Linked DNA regions of Homo sapiens: region 1 is linked to region 2. A link is a loop called in an ENCODE intact Hi-C map of the cell type or tissue named here. Cell type or tissue: HepG2. All regions are shown on one strand. Links, peaks and the distances in the headings refer to the core of each region. The heading gives the core; the rest is flanking DNA. Region 1 overlaps EPB41L2 (erythrocyte membrane protein band 4.1 like 2). Region 2 overlaps EPB41L2 (erythrocyte membrane protein band 4.1 like 2).

The links. A loop is a pair of places that touch in the nucleus more often than their neighbours do. Peaks named below come from ENCODE experiments on the same cell type or tissue, not always from the same donor. Only the 100,000 strongest peaks of a DNase experiment are listed, where the experiment ranks them.
Region 1: it touches region 2 in a loop (8-fold over the local background); 2 of 110 quality-filtered maps call a loop at or near these places.

Annotation. Positions count from the first base shown.
Region 1 is chr6:130,859,298-130,870,001 of GRCh38, reverse strand. It overlaps EPB41L2 (erythrocyte membrane protein band 4.1 like 2), which reads left to right. Exons shown (of 20, transcript NM_001431.4): 15 at 1-439; 16 at 2,421-2,543; 17 at 4,368-4,466; 18 at 6,284-6,364. Among named protein-coding and RNA genes, the nearest start is that of SMLR1, 37 kb to the right of the region's middle. RefSeq lists an enhancer at 6,159-6,453. In HepG2, for the core only: no CTCF peak of the experiment used is centred there; DNase peaks (open chromatin) are centred at 5,441 and 6,291.
Region 2 is chr6:130,927,242-130,937,945 of GRCh38, reverse strand. The region is part of intron 3 of EPB41L2 (erythrocyte membrane protein band 4.1 like 2); the gene reads left to right. Among named protein-coding and RNA genes, the nearest start is that of SMLR1, 110 kb to the right of the region's middle. RefSeq lists an enhancer at 6,289-6,458 and a silencer at 8,443-8,737. In HepG2, for the core only: no CTCF peak of the experiment used is centred there; DNase peaks (open chromatin) are centred at 2,885 and 4,025; H3K4me3 peaks cover 958 bases.

The DNA.
Region 1 (10,704 bases), core at 1,769-9,768, 69 kb after region 2:
TCGTAAGGTGGAGCCTGTGACACAAAAAGACTCCACCTCCCTGTCTTCTGAGAGCAGCAGCAGCAGCAGTGAGAGTGAGGAGGAAGACGTGGGAGAGTACCGTCCCCACCACCGAGTGACCGAGGGCACCATCAGGGAGGAACAGGAGTATGAAGAAGAGGTGGAGGAAGAACCCCGCCCGGCAGCCAAGGTAGTAGAGAGGGAGGAAGCAGTGCCCGAAGCCAGCCCAGTCACACAAGCAGGTGCCAGTGTAATCACAGTAGAAACAGTGATCCAGGAAAATGTAGGTGCCCAAAAGATACCCGGAGAGAAGAGTGTACACGAAGGCGCTCTTAAGCAAGACATGGGAGAAGAAGCAGAGGAAGAGCCACAGAAAGTTAACGGAGAGGTGTCCCATGTTGACATTGATGTTTTGCCACAAATTATTTGTTGTTCAGAGGTAAATGGGAGTCCCAGGTGGGAGCCAAACTCTAGAGCTGCTTCTCAGATGGGGAACTCCTGCCTTTCTTCTCCTGTCCTCCCAGTTCTTCAGCTTTTTTCAACAAGAATCTGATTTTTCTCTCTCATGGGAGGAAGGGGGAAGCACTGCTTTGTGGATTTTCTGCCCGCCCAGTTCATGGGTTCCAGCTTCTCTGCGGCCACTGGACACCTGTAGGGTAAACTTTCCTAGAAGCACCACATCAATTTTTCCTTCCCTTTTCACATTTAAATTTTTCTTTGCATGTTTTGGGTGTTTTCAACTGTTTTGTCTTCAGTTGCACTGCTTCCTCACACTAAATGCCTTTTTTTCCCCTTTTGGTTTAATTAGAAAAATGTATATGTAATGTTGAAAAAAAAAATGGTCACTGCTGAGTGTGTGTGCCCCTGATGTCATGATTGGGTTTGACTTCTTGGCTCATTCTTCAGCTTCAGAGTTTTAGAAATGACAGCAGTCTCTGATTACCGTGGTTCTCTGAATGCAGTATCCAGCAGTGATGAGAATGTTATTTCTTGAATGCCACTGTGATTTCTGTTTTGGGATTGCAGGGGTTGTATGGTTTTGTTAAGAGCCTTTCTTTTCTTCCAGGCAGCCAGAGGCTAGGCTATTTGATAGGAGGATATCCTCGCTTCTCATTCTATCCTGATGTCAATTCTGGAGTATTTGCCAGATGATTATATGTTTTGTGGATTATCTATACATTGGACATGAATCTTTTTCTTTTCAAAGAAGAGAACTTTTTGGTCACTAAGTGCAGTGTCTCTCATTTGGGAGTTAGGCTGAGGGAGGGTTTATTTCCTTGGGAATATTTCTTGATTTTAATATTAAATGCCCACAGTACAGAGATTTATTTTGTTCTCTTCGATGGGATGGAAAATGTTGAAGTGACTTTGTCTTAAAATAATTAAGTGGATTTTAACCATGTTACTTTTAAACTTCTGTTTCACTTTAGAGAAGATTTTTCAAGAGTCTTTGAACACTTTGAACTATTCTGTATTTAACATATCGTTACTCCTCTTTAAATAATTATGCCTGTTGAGAATGTTCTCTCAAAGAAAGTACTGCAGTATTTTGGTAGTAGTATAGTCTGGTGTTGCATTAATATTAAGCATGCATACTCGGCAGACTAAAATGTTAATAAGCCGTTGAATATTTCCTTTAATGTTTTAAATTGTTCAAAGCATTGGTGTAACATTGATGGAGTAATTTTAGATAGAGCATTTTAACTTAGGTAATACAGAAGAAACACTGCAAATTTTAGACAGGTATAACTGAAAACAGTAATACTTGAAGACATCCTTTCTGAAAATGGTGTGTCTGTTAACAATAAGGCAGAAAAGGTATTGTGGGCAGAAGAACAAATCTTAGCCTACCTAGCTGGCATGCCAGTTAAAGGCAGTGAGCCTTCACACAAACTATGTGGTCCTTTAAATTATAATAAAAATAGAGACAAGTCACTTCACATAGTTCATTCTATTTTCTTTTCAATTTATTATTACTTGCCCAAAGCTAAGGAGGGAGGAGGAGAGAGAGAGAGAGAGAGAGAGAGAGTGTGTGTGTGTGTGTGTGTGTGTGTGTGTGTGTGTCACTATACACTAGGCTTGACATAAAAGTAGTTTGGGACCATCTTAATTTAAAGAGTAACATAATTTAGGAAGCCATCATGTCAACTTATTTTTCATATATGTGTATGTACACATACACACATTCATATATATGTACGTATCTATGTGCACATGTATGTATGTGTATATATGATATATTTGAAGGAAAATTTTTCTTTTATTTCTTTTGTTTGTTTTAGGTTGTTTGCTTTTACTCTTTTCTTTTGTGCATGAGTGTGTGTTTGGATATGTTTCTTACTATTATTTGTGAAGGTTCCATTAAACACTTTTACTTTATTACCTCTAGAATTTATTTTTCCCTTCCTTTTCCACCTCAGCCACCAGTGGTAAAAACAGAGATGGTAACAATTTCTGATGCCTCACAAAGGACAGAAATCTCCACCAAGGAAGTCCCCATTGTCCAAACTGAGACCAAAACCATCACATATGAGTCTCCACAGGTACAAAAGCTCTAGACTTGGACTGTTCGAGCTCTTTTTTCCCTTAGTGTATCTATGTTTTCATTCTTTCTTCTCTTAGTTTACATGTTTCTGGCTTTGATGTAGCTTTTTGTATCTGCACTTTGTAAGTGTACTTCAACAACATAATTTGCTATGTTCTCTTAGATTGAGACAGAGAGCTGCAATTAAATTGGTAACCCAGTAATTATAGGGGAACTGTACATATGATTATTTAGGACAGACAGTATCAATCTTGTTCATATGATTGAAAGCCATTTCTGAGTTGACATATCTAAGAATGTTTGTGTACACTTAGGAAACAAATTGTCTTGCAAAGTTTATCTGATATAATTCATCGATTAATAATAATCCGATCTAATTGTGGATGTGATTTAGGCTTCTTTCCCTCTCTAACTCCGTGAAGATTGACCCAATCAACTCATTCTTGCTTGTAATAACACACATACACACACACACACACACAAACACACACAGGCACACACACCTGTGCTTCTCCTTCGTGTGGAATTATTTTCTAAAGACCTATGTAGTCATTCATATGTGAATGGTGATACCATGTGTCTAAATAATTATCAGATTTGTGTGTTTGATTTTAGGTTTTCACACATTGGTTCTGTAAAGATTTGGAATAAGCATTAAGATGTTTAACCTTAAGAATAACAAAAAAAGATAAAGCATTCATGATTTCAAAATAGAATATAAAATAAATATTTTCTCCACTTAGAAGATGAACCTTCTGTGGTAGAATTGTATCATGGTGGAGGATGTCAGGTTATTGACCTCTCAGAATATTTTTTAAAAGGTTTAATGCATGCATGTGTGAAACACATCTGAAAATTATTTTGGATATGGCATCCTTGTGTGTGCCTTGATCCCACATAAGCACAAATAGGTTTCTTATGAACAGCTTGGCGGGGGAGCATTAGTGATGTGTCTGTGCTGTGATAAGTTGCCAGAATGAAGACATACAGGTGCATGACCCAAGTTTGAAAGAGATTTCCTCTTACAGTCAGAAAGGCTCTGGACCGTCCAGTTATTTCCTCGTGTCAGTGTCAGGAAACAGAGGGCAAATATGTTTCGTGATCTTAACATAAACTGTTAGGCTATTAATTTGCTTCATTGATTCCCCTTGGAAACTCTAGAATCTTCTGCATCTTTCAATATCAAAGCAAACAAGTTAAAATCTATTTTAACATATGTATGGGATTTATATATATGTAGGAGCACATGCGTATGTGCAGTATTGAAATATATGTGCCCGTATATATGCTCACAACATGCAAACTATTACAGGAACAATGTAGTTGATGAAAACAATCGCTAGAGGTAAGCAGATAACCAAATCATGCAGATTCAGTTTGTCCTGGTCAGGTTCTGTTGCTTGGTAATTTGATAAAATGTTTATCTATTTTTACCCACCTGTGCTTAAAAAACAACAAACTCAGCGCTTCTGGTCACTGTGGAAACTTCTCTGCCTGGCTCTCTAGTTTCATTTTCTAGCTTGTGCAAAAGTCCTTCAGACAAATTCTGTCATAATTCCCTTGTAGCTTTCAGTCCCACCTACTATGTCCATTCTCCTCTCTTTTCTCCACTCACACAGTTGAGTTTGCTTCTCCATGTGCACCTAGCCTTTTGCCTCTACTCGGTTTCAAATACCAGCCGCTCTCCTGGATGGTAATTACTACTGCAAACACGCAAACCACATGGATTTTAAAAGATGCATATTCGATGGGGCGGGGATCTTCTCTGACAACATAACAGAAGTTAAGCATTACTTTGTATTTTTCCCCCAACTATCCAAAGATTGATGGCGGGGCTGGTGGTGATTCGGGCACGTTACTGACCGCACAAACCATCACATCTGAGTCCGTGTCAACAACGACAACCACACACATCACCAAGGTAAAGCAATGCAGGGGATCATATGGAGAGGATGGTACATTACAGACAGAATCTTTTCTGAATTGTTTCTCTCTTCCTGTACACACTTCCAAGTAAGATACAGACAGTGCCAGCGGAATCAAAATGCCTTGGTTTAAAGTATCCAAGAAATTAGGCTCCATTGACAAATGCATTCAAGCCAAATTGCAATTTTGTGAAGTACAAGGGGGTAAAAATATGTTACGAATAGCTATATGTAAGATAGCTACAAAACCATAAATAATTTAATAAAATTTATAATTTATAAAAACAAACTTGTGCTTCTACTTTTATTAAACCAGCCCTCCTGACTAAAGCGAATGAATGAAGGCCATCATTCAGAATTTTCAGCAAGTTGTTCAAATAATGTAGAATTTCCCTCATTTAAGATCGCTAGTATACTGATTTGGGGCATTCCCCTGTTCCTCCCTGCATAATTCTCTAAATGTTTAGCACTGGGTAACCAGTCATCCCTGGATCAGCAGCATCAGCTTCACCCGGGGCATTGTTAGAAGTATAAATAGCGTGGCCCCACTCCAGTCCTCCTGAAACCTTAGAATTGTCTTAAGAAGCTTCCAGTGATTCTGATGCATGCTGAAGTCATCAGCTTTCTAACTCCAGCCTTATTTTCCACTATTTCCTTCTTCTGTTTTTTACTTTGGATAAGTGTCTAAAGGTCTTAAAGGTGTCCCTTGTGCCCTTCCCAACCCATGTTTCAACAACAATTTAAAAAACAGCAAAAGTAATTTGTAAATTTAAAAATGCCGCATAAATGCAAGGTACTGTTGGTGCTCATTTTAAAGCATATCCAGTTATTAAGCATAGTGATAAGCCTGGTTTGTTATGGTAAAATGCTGTCACTTGTGACTGAGAGTGTACATTTATCAGAGTTGTAAATGTTGGATGTGCGCTTTCCCAGGACCGTGTGGTATTTGCTTATTGACTGTTTAGAAGGTCACAGCCAGATGATCTCCTCAGCCTCATCCAGTGTGCCCCAGGCACTCGCAGCTTGTACGGAGCCCATAACGCTGTGAGGCAGTTCCCCCAGGAGCTCCCTCCTCCAGCCCCGCTCGCAGCCTTTGTCTAGCCATGCGCCATGTCTACGTGTATGACTACTTACGCAGGGTGTCATCAAATCAAACATTCAACAAAAATCTCATCCATCTTCCGTATCTGAAACCAAAGCAAATCCTTTTTAAAATTATTGCACTAAATGCAATAAACAAAATCAGCAAATAAATTTGTATGCTCAGAATCCATCAGTCAAAACCATCACATCATACAGAAGTCTTCTGTGATGGGAAAAAAATATATATCACATCAAACAGTTTCTCAAACCAAAAACAGATACCTAAATTCTTATAATTTCTTGTAATTCTGCAAGTAACTGATTTCTCCCTACTCTCCTTTTTAAAAATTGGCCAGCTAGGAGTAAAGAAACTCGGGAAACTATAACAGAATTCCCTTAAAGGAACTACTTGGATTAAATAATATCTGTCCTATCTTAATCAAGTGAGATTAAGATGGGACAGATGCCATCTTGAATATTGATAAATGAGTTTTAAGGTTGCTCTCAGCTGAGGGATACTTGTGGATGCTATAACTTTAGTAATAGGATTCTCTATTGAGCCTAAAAATAAAGCACAAAGTGTTTCTAGAATATCAGTCTTTTGCTGCTTGTTGTGTGTGGCCTTACAATGATCCACAGGTCTAGGTGGACTCCCATCTCTGTTTGCTCTGACTGTGTAAACGTGCTTCAGTGATTGCTGTTTTTTCTTCTTCTCCTTTATGACCTTTAGACTGTAAAAGGTGGAATTTCTGAAACAAGAATTGAGAAACGCATTGTGATCACAGGAGATGGAGATATTGATCATGACCAGGTAAATAAGTTAAGTTCTAGTTTTGGAAATGGCCCTGTTTGTTTTCTAAGTTTCACATTTGTCATCATGTCGCATACCTGTGTAAACCTCTTCTCCCCAAACCTCCTGGATGAAGTCCACCTCCTAAGCAGGACATAAAGACACAGCCTGGATACAAGCTTTCCTACCTCTGAATCAGAATAAAACACAGATTTCTCTTTATTTCCCACTGGCTTTACATGCACTTTTGGGTCAACGTAATCTGGAGGATTTCTGGAAAACATAAGATTCGTGTGGGCCTGGTTTAAAGGCAAGTGATCAAATATTTAAAAATGAATGGCAGTTCAATGCACCAGTTTCCAAAAAATGAAGAAAGCCACTAAGCTTGACCTATGCCTACTTTTAGGAACTTTTCAAGTATATTTATGGCATTAGAAAAGTTGAGCTATTTACTTCCAGGTGTTTTCTCCTATTGCGATTATTGGGGGAGGGGAGGTAATACAAGGTTTCTTACAAAGTGAAAATTTACATTGATTCTGAAAATTTTTTAAAAGAATCATGCCTCCATTCTAATGTTAAATTTGGCAGCATGCATGGCTTTGAGCAGGTGATGAATGGAACTGCTGGAGACTTTGAGAGCAGTTTTAATTTTAGACTGCAGTCCCAAGTGATGCTGACAATTTTTTTAAAAGTGATTTTAACTCAGCTTTAAAGGAGACCAAGCTGTTTTCCTTTTATAACAACTTGAAGAAAAGGAAAAGAAATATTCAATTGACTATCTCAGCTGGGGAGTAGGAGCTAACGATAGTTACACAGCTTTGGACACAATACTGAGCTCAGGAAAGAAAATTTTAGAGAACAAAATTCCTCATTTGAGAAAGGCAGCCTATATGTGATCAGAGATAAATGGATTTTTCATGCCTAAGAAGAAAATTACTCCCAATTTTTTTGACCTTTGTAAGTATGATTTGACTTACATATTCGTAATGTACTTTTAAAATTTTCTTAAGAGTTATTAGAGGTTAAAAGGTTGCCTTGACTCTGGATTTTGACATAGGACATAGGACTGGAGATTCCTAGAGAGCATTAGTACACTTGTCTGCTTACCATGGGAAAATGAGTGACTTATGTGGAAACAAGCCTCCAGTTTTCCAGAGGGGATTTATTCTACTATCCACTGGAACAGTCTTGAGTTTCGCCTGAGAAATTGGAGTAAACCTGCTTCTTTCTCTCTGGGACTCTTCTCAATAAGCACTCATTGAATTCCTAGAATATGTGAAGCACAAGCTCACATTTTTTGGCATGGTGGAAAGTGCAAACTAGGGTCTTCTCCCAGCCATTGTTTCTTCCACCCCCCTCTCCCCATTGAACCTAGGCCCTTTACACACTTTAAAATGCCACCTTTCCAGTACTCAGGTTTTACTTATGTGTATTGTTTTGCCTTTTATAACAAAAGCCAAAATAATTTTGTTATAAAAGGCAAAAGAATATTTTGGCCTGTTTTACCCCAAAATTCAAATCTAGATAGTACTGCTTCTGAAAGGCAAATATTAAAAACACAATCTGAAATACAAGTGCCAAAATAACATATACACCTGACTCTTAAAAAATCATGATGACCCAGCAGCCTTAACTGCTGCTGTTGCAAGGACAGTAATCTCCTTTTTTGTATATGATGTCATGTTTCAGCCCTTTCTAAAACTGAGGTCAGATATCCAAATGAAGAGAACAGAGATTTTGCCTTTTTATGTTTGTGAGATAGCATAAACTTTTTTTTTTTTTTTGGGGAGATGGAGTCTCCCTCTGGTGCCCAGACTGGAGTGCAGTGGCACGATCTGGACTCACTGCAACCTCTGCCTCCTGGGTTCAAGTGATTCTCCTGCCTCAGCCTCCTGAGTAGCTGGGATTATAGGCACCCGCCACCACGCCCGGCTAGTTTTTGTGTTTTTAGTAGAGATGGGGTTTCACTGTGTTGGCCAGGCTGGTCTCGAACTCCTGACCTCAGGTTATCCACACTCCTCGGCATCCCAAAGTGCTGGGATTACAGTCGTGAGCTACCACACCTGGCCAACATTTTTGAGTAAATGTGATTGTGGCTTTTGGTCTGCTTGTCACCAGAAGCTGTTGGGGGTTCACTTTCTCCTTTAAGCCTGTAATGAGATGACAGAGCTACTTTAAATTAAATGATGAAATCGCTTTGCTGTCAAAATCCGATGTTGATCATAGAGTGACCTTCATAACATTGACATCTTTTTCAGTTCCTTGCCTACGTTAAAAGGAATCTTCAGGCTGGGGGCGGTGGCTCACGCCTGTAATCTCAGCACTTTGGGAGGCCGAGGTGGGCAGATCACGAGGTCAGGAGATGGAGACCATCCTGGCTAACACAGCGAAACCCTGTCTCTACTAAAAATACAAAAAATTAGCCGGGTGTAGTGGCGGGCACCTGTAGTTGCAGCTACTTGGGAGGCTGAGGCAGGAGAATGGTGTGAACCTGGGAGGCAGAGCTTACAGTGAGCGGAGATGGCGCCACTGCACTCCAGCCTGGGCGACAGAGCAAGATTCCATCTCAAAATTAAAAAAATTAAAAATAAAAAAGGCATCTTAAAATGGAAGGACACTTTCACTGGGCCAGACAGAAAACAAGAAATCTTTTTTGTGTTGGCAAATCAAAGAGGCATGCTTTTACAGAAACTTGCTTTGCAGATTCTTCACCCTGTGCTGGTCATGATACTTTCAGCTCCATACCAAGGAGAGGTAAAATACACTGCAGTGTCTCTTCAGAGTGTATTTCTTTCTAAGAAATAATTGCTCAATTTGGCAGTAAGAGCCGGGCGCGGTGGCTCAAGCCTGTAATCCCAGCACTTTGGGAGGCCGAGGCGGGCAGATCATGAGGTCAGGAGATCGAGACCATCCTGGCTAACACGATGAAACCCCGTCTCTACTAAAAATAGAAAAAAAATTAGCCGGGCGCAGTGGCAGGCGCCTGTAGTCGCAGCTATTCGGGAGGCTGAGGCAGGAGAATGGTGTGAACCCGGGAGGCGGAGCTTGCAGTGAGCCGAGATCGCGCCACTGCACTCCAGCCTGGGCGACAGAGCGAGACTCCGTCTCAAAAAAATAAAAATAAAAATAAAAATAAAATTTGGCAGTAAGATGTGATGTTTTCTCATAATCCTTATTATTGCCATAATAAATTAACATTTTACAGTATTTAATTTTGCATGCTGATATTATGGAATGAAAGGAGTTTTAACAAACTGATTTTGAATGTGTTTCAAGATGACTGTAGCAGTTTTTGCTTTTCCCAATCTTTCTGTGAATTAGAGTGTATTTCATATGTGTTGCCTTCCCTTGGGCATCATCTACATTTTCTCTTGAACAGTTGCCCTGCTTTATTGTAGGCAGATCTTTGTAGATCAGATACTCAAAGTATTTGATCATTTGTCTGTAGCTACGTTTGGCTCCCATCAGAGCTTGTCCTTGTCTTTGACTTTTCCCAGTGTGGACTGCACAAACCAACATGTAGTAAATGGCTTGGATCATTCCAATCTCCTTCCCTCTGAAGACACACACAAACACAATGTAGAACTGCACCCCTGTGCCTCCTCTCCCTTTCCTATTCCCATTCCAGTCAACACGTTGAAAAGCTTCTCTGCCCTTCCCTGGAACCAGATACCTGCTCCCACTCCTGCTCCACGCTAGCCCTCCAGCCATTCACTCTCCCGCCTTGACAAACACTTCTGCTACTGCCCAGATTGGAGTCTGGTTCCATGTTTTATTTCTCTATTGTCCCAACACAGGTCACTCACAAGAGTTTGTTCCCTGGTGGAAATTTAAGCACCCTCAAATGTCTTCCAAGTTTCTGTGCAAAAAATTTTCTGTATGAAAATGATGTCTTTTTTTTTTTTTTGGTAGCTTTACCTTTTTTTAAACGAAACGAGGCTTAGGGTTTCTGTTTAGTATCCTTACAGCTGACAGAAACTATCATGCAAACAAGAAATGCAGTTGTCCCCTTAGGCAGCTGACAGCAAAAGAAAAAATTGCATGGCTTTATTTCAAATGCAGTTTCCTTATGAGATATGGTATTCTCTGTCCTAGTAAAATTTTCTCTTTGTTTTAGCATTCTTTCCTAGACTTTTTTTTTTTTTTTTGAGACAAAGTCTCACTCTGTTGCCCAGGCTGGAGTGCAGTGGTGCAGTCTTGGCTCACTGCAGCCTCCACTTCCCGGTTCAGGCAATTCTCCTGCCTCAGCCACCTAAGTAGCTGGGATTACAGGCGTGCGCCAGCCAAGCCTGGTGTTTTTAGTAGAGACTGGGTTTCACCATGTTGGCCAGGCTGGTTTCGAACTCCTGTCCTCAAGTGAT
Region 2 (10,704 bases), core at 997-8,996:
CAGTCGTCTTGTGTTTTTCCACCTGATGATTTCTTTCACAAAGGTAGACTCAAATATAGTTGTCATTGAAGATTGTCAGATAAATCTTATTTTAGCAGGCTGTGTTAATCTTTTTTTTTTTTTTCTTTTTGAGATGGAGTCTCACTCTGTCACCCAGGCCGGAGGGCAGTGGCACGATCTTGGCTCACTGCAACTTTTGCTGTCCTGGTTCAAGCAATTCTGCCTCAGCCTCCCGAGTAGCTGGGATTACAGCCACCTGCCACTGCAACTGGCAATTTTTTGTAGTTTCTGTAGAGACATGGTTTCACCATCTTGGCCAGGCTGGTCTTGAACTCCTGACCTCACGGTCCACCTGCTTCGGCCTCCCAAAGTGCTGGGATTACAGGCATGAGCCACCGCGCCCAGCCAATCATTTTTTTTTTAAAGCATTTTAAGTGAATAATTGAGCATTTGATTTATTATCCTGGCTTTTCTATCTGGGTCTTTGAAAGGGACAAAAGGAGCACATATACACCATGGGATGTAGCCTGGCCAGATTGAAAACTGAAAATTGATGGATTTGGAGTATGCAGGCAGATAGTTGAATGCTGGGACAGGGATCCTCTTTGCTGACTGCCTCATGGTTAAGCTTTTAAAAATTTGTTGGTTAAGCTTTTAAAAAAATTTTAGGGTTTTTAGGGCAATGAAGTTACTCTGTATGATGCTATAATACATCGTGGATACGTGTCATTGTACATTTGTCCAAACACATAGAATGCAGGACACCAAGAGTGAACCCTGACATAAACTGTGGACTTTGGGTGATAACGACATGTCAGTGGAGGTTCACCAGTTGTAACAAATGTACCCACTGTGTGGGATGTTGGTAATTATCCCAATGGGGGAGGTTATGCATGTGTGAAAGCAGGGAATATATGGAAAACTTCTGTACCTTATGCGCAATTTTGCTGCGAACCTAAAACTGGTCTAAATAAAAAGTTACAGATGCCCAGGTTCTTCTTTTGTAGATTCTAATTCAGCGGGTCTGATGCCGGCTGGAGCATTTGTGCAGCCAGAGTTAAGAACTGCTTTGAGAGGCCTCACGTTAAGACTGTAGGAGGTCTTACTAAGTGCATGTTTGGGTTCCTTTACTTCACAGCTGTTTGCTAACTAATCGATAGCTGAATTTGGTTATGATTTGTTTTGAGCAATGCCTAGGACATAGTAAGGGCTTGATAAATATTAACTCTAATTGTTATTATATTTTAAAATCCTGATTATATATTTTTCTCAGGATTTTACCAGCTTTCTTAAATTTCTGATGAAAATACTTAAGTCGTATGCCTTGGATAAATTTCTAGTATTCTTGTATTTTATCACTATTTGGCTTAGAAGGGCCTTAATGTAAACGTATGCCACTTATATATTTGCAATGTCTTTGTAATTTAAATAACTTGGTTAGACTGAAAAATTAAACCCTATTTAGTACTTTTACAAGTAAGAAAAACCCCACAAGATTTAAAAATAGTATATTTTATCTTGTAATTTTGAATAAACCAATCCCTAGTGTCCAAGGACTTACCCTTCTGTTGGAGGGTCAGAAGAGAGACATTGGCTATAACCAGTTGTGTTACAAAAATGTAGAATGTCAAAGGTGAACTTATTTCCCACTGAAATAAACTCTAAGAGTAGAAATATTTGTTTTTTGCAGATAAGAAGTTGCAAATTTAGCAGGCTATTTAGCAGCTGTTTACTTAGAGCAAATGAAGATTTAGATAATTCTTCCTCATAAGCTAGAATACTATTCCATTAAACTTTTATTACCAAAGGAAGGCATTTATGGAATGCCTGCAGGGCTGTATTTTATGAATGGCTGAGCAACTGACATACTAGAACTGACAGAGGTGTTTATTGTCTTGTTTAAGCAAAAAAACTTTTTTTGTATAAAATTTGTGGGTATTTACATGTCATCAAATATGGTTTTCTTAGCAAGCTTTAAGATCCATTGCTCTGGGGGCTTTTTTGAGGTTTTCTGCATCTTCATTCCAGAGGTTGGCTTTGGGTTTGTTGTGGAGCTAGAATGTAAATGTGAGGAGTGGGAATTGGTTCCTGGAATAGCCTTCTGCATACCTGTTTGGAGATAGAAGTCCTCCAAGTGGGCACACCCTAGTCTACTAGCTGATTCTTGTGTCTTGAAAACTATTGAAAATTTCTGGGCTGCAGGAGATAAAAACTACAACTGCCTAAGAAATAAATTCGTGTGTAGTTATGAATGAGATATTAAAAGGTTGATATTGTTTAAAACTAAAAATTAGCATTTATTTTCTTTTTAAAAAAAGGGGCCATATCATAGACTTCAACTGTTATTGACAGTGGGTTTTTTTGTGTTAATAATGTTGGTAGCAGGATTTCAGATTTTTTTGGTGCCATTTTCCACATAGCATAAAAATGAAATATATTTTTGCATCTTGTTTAAGCTTACCGAGTTGCTTATGAGATTAATTATATGCTCAGTTAAGAATTCTGAAATATTTCAAAACCCAGCAGACTGGGGTGGAAGAACATTCCATTGAATACTGCTCTTAGACTTGATGGGCTTGGAAGCATCGTGCTCATGAAATAAGGGCCTTACTTATATAACAAGTAAGAAGGGCAAGTAAGGAGTCAAAGTATCTATGTGATTTTATTAAAGGTGAACCTGTGTGCTTATAGCTTTACTAGGATTTCCTTTTAAATGATTGCAGGTTACAGTTACTGGAGGGTATCTTTGCAGTCTGTTCTAGTCTAGTGTGTGTTTTTCTAAGCAGCAGCTTTTTAATTTTAATTTTTAGCAACTGAAACTACATTGAATGGTATTTTGTGTCATTCCTGTCAACAACACTGCAAAATTCCCCCAATATTCTGTCATAATCCTTTGAATCCTGTGGAATGGAAAAGATGTGGCAATCCTTAATGAACTGTGAGAAGTTTTCCTTTCTCCCTCCCTTCCTTTTTTTGGTTTATTCTCTAAGGAATAGTATACAAGAAAAATATGTTGTAAGAATCCAACATGTTTACGTAAATCTCTTATCTATCTTAACTGTTTACTTGTATACGTATATACAAAGTTTTCCTGATTAATGAAAATTAAGTTTGAAAAAAATTTTTCAGTTACAAAAAAAAAAAAAAAAGAAAACAAAAAGAAAGGGACGGGTGCTGTGGCTCACACCTGTAATGCCAGCACTTTGGGAGGCCAAGGTGGGAGAATTGCTTGAGCCCAGAGGTTTTAGAGACCAGCCTGGGTAAGATGATGAAACCCCATCTGCCTCTACCAAAACATTTTAAAAATTAGCCAGGCATGGTGGCATGCACCTGTAGTCTCAGATACTCAGGAGGCTGAGGCAGGAAGATCGTTTGAGCCTAGAAGTTTGAGGCTGCAGTGAGCCAGGATTGTGCCACTTCACTCCAGGCTCAGCAACAGAGCAAGACCCCATCTCTTAGAAAAGAGAAATATGTATTTATGTATATGTCTTCTATATTTATGTATCTACATGCATATGTTTGTATATTATATATAATATGTATCTTTTTTGAGTATTTGGAAAAAACGTTTTCAAACTTAATTCTTACTAATGATCAGGGAAGCTTTTCTTAAGAATCTTCCTTTACTATATCAATGTCTCATTTACTACTGGAATTATGTTTTTAACACACACACAAAATTGACCAGGGTTTCTTTTTCCTGGGGTTTGAATGAACTTTGGGAAAGAGATGTGTTGACAGCTCCCTTAGATTGGTAAGAAAATAATTATCTGATAAATCACAGCCTTGGATTTGAGACACTCTCTCTTCTTCCGTATGGTTTTATTGGATTCCCATCCTCCTCCCCCAACAATGTATCAGTTGTTGTGTTTGCTCTGTGCATACCTTTCTTTCCTTGGCCTTTTATATTTGCATAGTGTTGTTTGGAGCTAGTGCAAAATACATAGCTTCAGGGCTGTAATGTATAGATTGCATTGTGCGCTTCCCATCATCGTCTCCTCAGCACACAATAACTGCAGTGTGGAGGGCCCTACACGGAGACAGTGATGGTGTTTATAAAACGCCAGTGGTGTGTGGCATTCACTACAATCTGCCGGGTAAGCAGTTGCACAAATTCCTCCAAGTTGAGAGGCCTCCAGAAATGTCATGTTTTGGCCTCAGTGTTGAATGCCACAAATAACAGCACAGGCATGGGGGACTTTGCTCAGCCTCTCAGATTCCAGCCTGCCTTCCTTGGGCTGCATCTGCAGTAGATTTCATTTACTCTTTTTCTTTTTAAATGAAAGTTCCCAAAAGCTAGCATTCTAATTTTTGAATAATGTATTTTGAGCCCATCCAAATTGTCTTGTTTTGTCTCTCTTTTGTGGGTATCTATAATATATAGGTTTTTAAAAAAACTAAAACTCTGATACCTGGAAAGTAGACCAAAGGGCTTTTTTTGTTTATTGTTTTAAAGTTTTCAACCCGTTAACTTTATATTGCTAGTGAGTGGTATAAGTAGGGTTAGGGAGAGGCAGACAGACGAAAAATAGATAGCTAAGCTTGTTGATATTTAATATAGAAAGTTATATTCAAAATATTTCTTTTTGAAGTGTATTTGGCAAGTTTTATTAACAGTTGCATGGTTTTTATTGTTTAATAAACTTGATATCATATTATTAGAATAGAGATTGACTCGGATTGTACTTTATGAAGATTCTACTGTAAGAACAGAAACAAAGCAAAGGCATGCTTCAGATAGCAAGAAGAAATGACAGCGAAAGTGATGTCTTAGTGGAGGAATGTGCAAGACTAGGAAACCCCCTGTCCTTTCTGCATAAAGATGAGGTATGGCCTACTCTTAAGAGGAAGGGGCAGATTGGCTTTTTCCCTCTAGTTCCCAAAATGTATTTGGAAATGCCCTAGTTTACTAAGGAAGAGTATAAGCATAATGTAGAATTGTGAAAATGAAGTGTTGGTCTGTGCTGGTCTTCTCCCAGAAACTAGTTGGCAGTGTGTGTTTGGTTTAGGTCCTTGAACATTATGGGTTGGTAGTCCATCAGCTAGGTAAGGAAGATTGTGTAAGAAACCAGCAGGCCTGAATTCTAGACTCAACTCTGCCAACTTTTTGACTGGCCTTATGGCATTGAGCCGTTCCATCAGCAGCTATCTTTTGGCCTACTAGTCAGCTAATTACTCAGTAGGAGGCATTGAAGTAAGATGTCCTCTTTCTTAAAGAACTCAGTATCTGAAAGTAATAAGTATCAAAAGGAGTAGAATAGAAGAATAAGTGCCATAGATGTGAATAATGCTCTTGAAGGAGAATGATGCAATATTGAGAGATTGGAACAGGCTTCATAGGGAAGGATATTTTGGAGATTTGTATACAAGTAGAGGTAGTTTTGACACTTGTAAATAAATCAGAGGAAAAAAATTAGAATATGTCTTGATAAGTCAGTAAGTGGTTCTCTTTATCTGGGGCAATACCCCAAAATTGCTGTGACAACTAATGAAGCAACTACGTGTACTGGTATCTTAGGTGAAAGTTATGAAGCAAAATTATGTGTATATTTTGCTTGGTTAACAAATGTATATTTGTAGTCCTTTTTATACAGTAGAATTCAAGTTGTTGATTTTTTTTTTTTTAAAAGCAATGTTAATGGAAGAAAATTACTTTCCTGGATAGAAGTGTGGAATATTAGTGTATATTAAGAGCATACATAATAATTTAATTATTTTAAAAGAAATTCAGAAATCAGACTGAAAAATTAGATAAACTTTCTATAACCTTATTTTTCTTATTTGTGAAATAAGAAAGTTTGATTAGATAATGGAAAACTTTAAAATCATATTTAAAATCAATTATTATTTTAGAGCAGCTCAAAAAGGTCTTGTAATTTCAGCTGGCTTTAATGAATCCATGTAATAAGCCAAACATTTTATTGATCACTTTAAACATACTTCATTTAATTATCTCATCACCATTATAAGGTGGGTACTTTTAAAGAGCGGAACTGAGGCATAGAGAAGTTACGTAACTTACTGTGGTTACAGAGCTGTTAAGAGTAGGGCTGGGGGTCAAGCCCAGGACACTGTGATTATACTGCAGTACTTTTCTTCCGTATTGTTAAGAATTGGTGATTCTCAAGAAAGATGGAACATACCAGAATCTCGGGGGAAAGGAAGAACTATTTTGAGGAACAATTTCAACTTACATGCCCCTGTACATTTTTATGTGCTACCATTATGCATTGTGCCTTGGTTCTTCACCCCCACCCCAAAGAGAATTATTATTTATGGAATGTGTTGTGAACAGTGTGAAGACAAAGTTGTGAGCCACTAGATGGTGTTGCTGTCTGAGCCGACCCAATCGAGTTTGATTGAACATTAGTGCTATAAATGTTATAACTTGGAACATTCATATGTAGCATTTAATATGTGTCACCTGATAATCTGATGCTTTTTAGAATATAAGAAGAAATGTACTACTTATTTTGTTTGCCTTTTTGAATAAGCCTCCAAAGCACATCTGTTTTAGGTTTCTTAGGAGTGACTTTTCTGTGTTTTTTTGTTACAATTTTCCTTCTCAGTCCTTCTTTTTATTCCCTAGCTTATGTTTCATTCCCTCTTGTCTTGATGACTTTATTATAGCTATTTAAAAAAATAATGCGTGTTAGAACCTTTTATATGTTGAGTATAAATAATAAATTAGTAGAATAAAATCATTGTAGATTAATAAATTTTATTAATTTTGCTAGGGATTCATTGAGCTTTCTTAATTTGAAGTTTTATAGCGTTGTTTCTTTTAATATTGCCTTTCCCTTATTCTCTCTCATCTCCATCTAGGACTCTGATGAGATATTTGTAGACCCCTCATTCTGTTCTCCATGTCTGTGAAGTTCTTTCATATTGTCCTTCCCTTTGTCTTTCTCAGCCACATTCTGGATAGTTTTTTTCAGATCTATCTTCCAGTTCACTGGTTTTCTCTTCAGCTTTGTCATATCCTGTCCATTTGGATTATAATTTAGTTACTATAGTTTTCATTTCTAGGTGTTTTATTTGATTATTTTCAAAACCTGCTTTTTCATATTCACTTTTTCCTTAGTCATATTTTAAAATATTTCTTATAAACACATAAAACATATATATTTTGTGTTTTGTTCTTGATAATTCTACTATGTGCAGTCTCTGAAGATCTGATTCTGATACTGTGTCTCTCAATAATGGTGTCTGGTTTCCTTGTCGTTTTGTGATTTTTAATGTATGTTTTTTGAGATTTTTGTCTATGAGAATTTCTTGCTTCTCCCAGGCAGCTGGGCATATCTAATCTTGGACCAGTTTAAACTGGATTATCTTTTGGCATTTTTGAATCAAACAGATGTGAATACCAGTGTCTACATCTGCGTTAGAGTCAGATGGTGGTACAGGTTGAGTATCTTTTATCTGAAATGCTTGGGACCAGAAATATTTTGTATTTCAAGTTTTTTCAGATTTTGTAATACTTGAGCACTCCAAATCAAGAAATTGGAAATCCGAAATGCTCCAATGAGCATTTTCTTTGAGCATAATGTTGGCGTTAAAAAACTTTTGGATTTTGGAGCATTTCATATTTTGGGTTTTTGGATTTGGGATGCTCAACCTGTAATTCTTTCCTACCTCATTTAGTGAGGTGTGGTCTTTAAAACAAAAATTCTGTTGTAGAATACATTAGTAAATGTTGTATTAAAAAATAGTGGGCTCTTTTGCTAAATAGTTTTGGGAAACATCAGGTTTCCCAAGTGAAAGGAATAATGGGAAACAGGGTTTTTGCATTGCAGGACTCCTCAGGGTGTCTGTTATACAAATAGGTGTTTTGGTGCTCAGTAATCATATGCAACAAGGAGAATTTTTCTTGTCTCACTCTGCTGCTCTTTTTGGGAATGAGTGGTGTATATAACTCATGGGATGAGTGGGACCAGTGGAAAATAACTTTGGCAAATATAGGTTGGCCTCGTGATACCTTTGGCTTCTGCTAATTGCCTTCTCGCTGTCTTTCCTACTGTTTATACCACTTTATGACTGTGCGTGTATGTGTGTGTGTGTGTGTGTGTGTGTGTGTGTGTGTGTGTGACTGTCTGTCTTGTATTTAATCTCCCTGAGGGAAGTCGTGATTCTATCTGCTATTCCTCATCCCCAGAGCAAAAGATTGTTGTTGTGCAGAGCTCTTGTATCAGGCTATCTTGTAGGCTACTGGTCACTTTTCTTTGAGCCAATTGGGCCAGGTACCTAATTATGTCCAAATTGGTAGATACATAATGCTTTATTTTTGGCTTCCCATTCATTCTCTTTCTCTGCCAGTTGCATATAAATTTCCTGAGACCATGTTTGTCGTGCTCATCATTGATTCCCTGGTATCTTAACATAGGAACTGACACATATGGGTCAATAAAGATTGAGTGCTAGCTTGGCAAGTCCTCACAGTCATCTGAGAGTCGGACAGGGTAACCAGCAGTCATATCGCATGGCTTGTTTATTCTGGATGGCTTCCTTTTTTCATTTTACTGTATCCTCCAGTATCTTTTGAACAGAAATTCACTCAGTCTCTATAAACATCCGAAGTAAAAAGTAAGCTCTATAAACATCCAAAGTAAAAAGTAAGTTATTTTGAATATCTGTTTTCTCTACCTCAAAAAATCATTTCCTCCTCTAAGATTCCCTTCAGATATCATATTCTTGGCGCAGCTGTGATTTCTGTTAGTCACATTTACTCATTCCATTCCTGGTGTTCTGATAGCACTTTGTACATCGCTCTCTCAACATGTGCTTCATGTGTTGTTGCATTTTTGCTTTTCCTTCCAGATTTTGAGTTCGTTGAGGGTGGAGAGGCAGATGGAAGCTTAAGTAATGTGTATGTGCAATCAGGATCTCATCAAGCATTGAGAATATCTGTTCCCTGGAGAGAGAAGGAAAGAATAGTAGAGAAGCAGCTTTAGCATCTAGAAACATTTTGGTGTTTGTTAGATGTGGACTAGTGAAGGAATAGTTGACAGTAGAGTACTGCTATGGTTGGTTGAGGCATATTCCATCTCACTGGGTTAATTTTATTCTCACGTGAGCTCTGAGGTAGCTATTACCCTCATTTTACAGACAGGGAGACTTAAGTGGTTTTACTTTGTCACACTGGTGCGGTGCAGTAATAGTAAATGCTTACAAAATGTTGAATGATAGAGGAACTAGGTCCGATAGAGGAACTGGTCCAGCCATCATGCTGATACCTCATGTACTGCCAAATTGTAGTGGTGAGCTGTGTGGATGTTTTTTCCTCTTAATCTTGTAAGGAAATTCTGCCCATGAGGGCATGTTCCTATTTTTGAAATGGAAACCAATGAGAACATGTGAATTATTAGTAAGAGTTGACTTGAAGCTAGTGTTGGAATTGGAACGTGTTTTCTCCTTGAACTGAGGTGTATTTTTGTAGACATCAGTTGTCTTAAATATCCTTTTTACCCTAATTTCAAATAGCATCATAACCAATTGTTATGTACTGCAACTCTTTTAGTACTCACCGCACCTCCTGTGGTATCTGCTATCTGTTATCCCCATTTCACAGATGAGCAGATTAAGGCAAGCAGACGTTAAGTGTCTTGCCATGGGTCACATAGCTTGTAAGTAGTGGAAGTGTATTTAGAACTTTGGTGTTTGACATACAGAGCCCAATACTCTTATTCTCTATGCTGTATTTGTATATACTTTTAATATGTAGACAAACAAGCACATATCTATCTTAAACATGCTCAGTAATTTAATTGACTATTAAATCCTCATTGCAAACCTGTAATATGTATGTGACACATTGTTTTATTTTTAAATTTTTTATTATTTATGTATTTATTTATTGAGACAGGGTCTCACTGTCACCCAGCCTGGATTGCAGTGGCGTGAACACAGCTCACTGCAGCCTCAGCCTCCCAGGCTTAAGCAATCCTTCCACCCCAGCCTCCGGAGTAGCTGAGACTACAAGCACACGCCACCACACCTGGCTAACGTTTGTATTTTTTGTAGAGATGAGGTTTCACCATGTTGCCCAGGCTGATCTTGAACTCCTGAGCTCAAGAGATATGCCTGCCTCAGCCTCCCAAAGTGCTGGGATTACAGGCGTGAGCTACCATGCCAGGCCTTACACTGCTTATTATGTTGAAATAATGTTATCTGTGTGGCATTCTCCTTCTTCCCTTTACAATTTGATGCAATTCTATTCTTTTCAGAAATGTTACCATAAGAGGCTTAATAATAAAAATACCAGATTCTCCTCCTCAAGATACATGTGTGGGGAACATTAATTTTCACACACTGGATGAGCTAGTACACATTTTGATAGTGAGAGGGCATTCGTTTTGAGGATGGAAAAGTCTGATGGCTTTTTCTTTTTCACTAGCAGTGCATTGGTGGCTTTTATCAGTGCACCTGGGGAGGAGGCGTGTGTCTGACCTGACCTCACAGTTGGGTTGTTCCAGGGGTGTGCATCTTAATTGGAGATGAGTCACCACTCTGCTTATGTTTTGCCATTGAAGAGACAATGAGCTTTTCTTCTATGGCTGTCAAAGGCTCTTACATCTCTGTTCACAGCAGCTTCTTAAATTTATATATATATATTCAAGGTAAAAATATGTTAAGTCCTTAGGGGCAGTTGATTTCTTGTCCCACTTCCATTATCTTGTATTTTTAGAATTTATCCCAAGGAGCGAA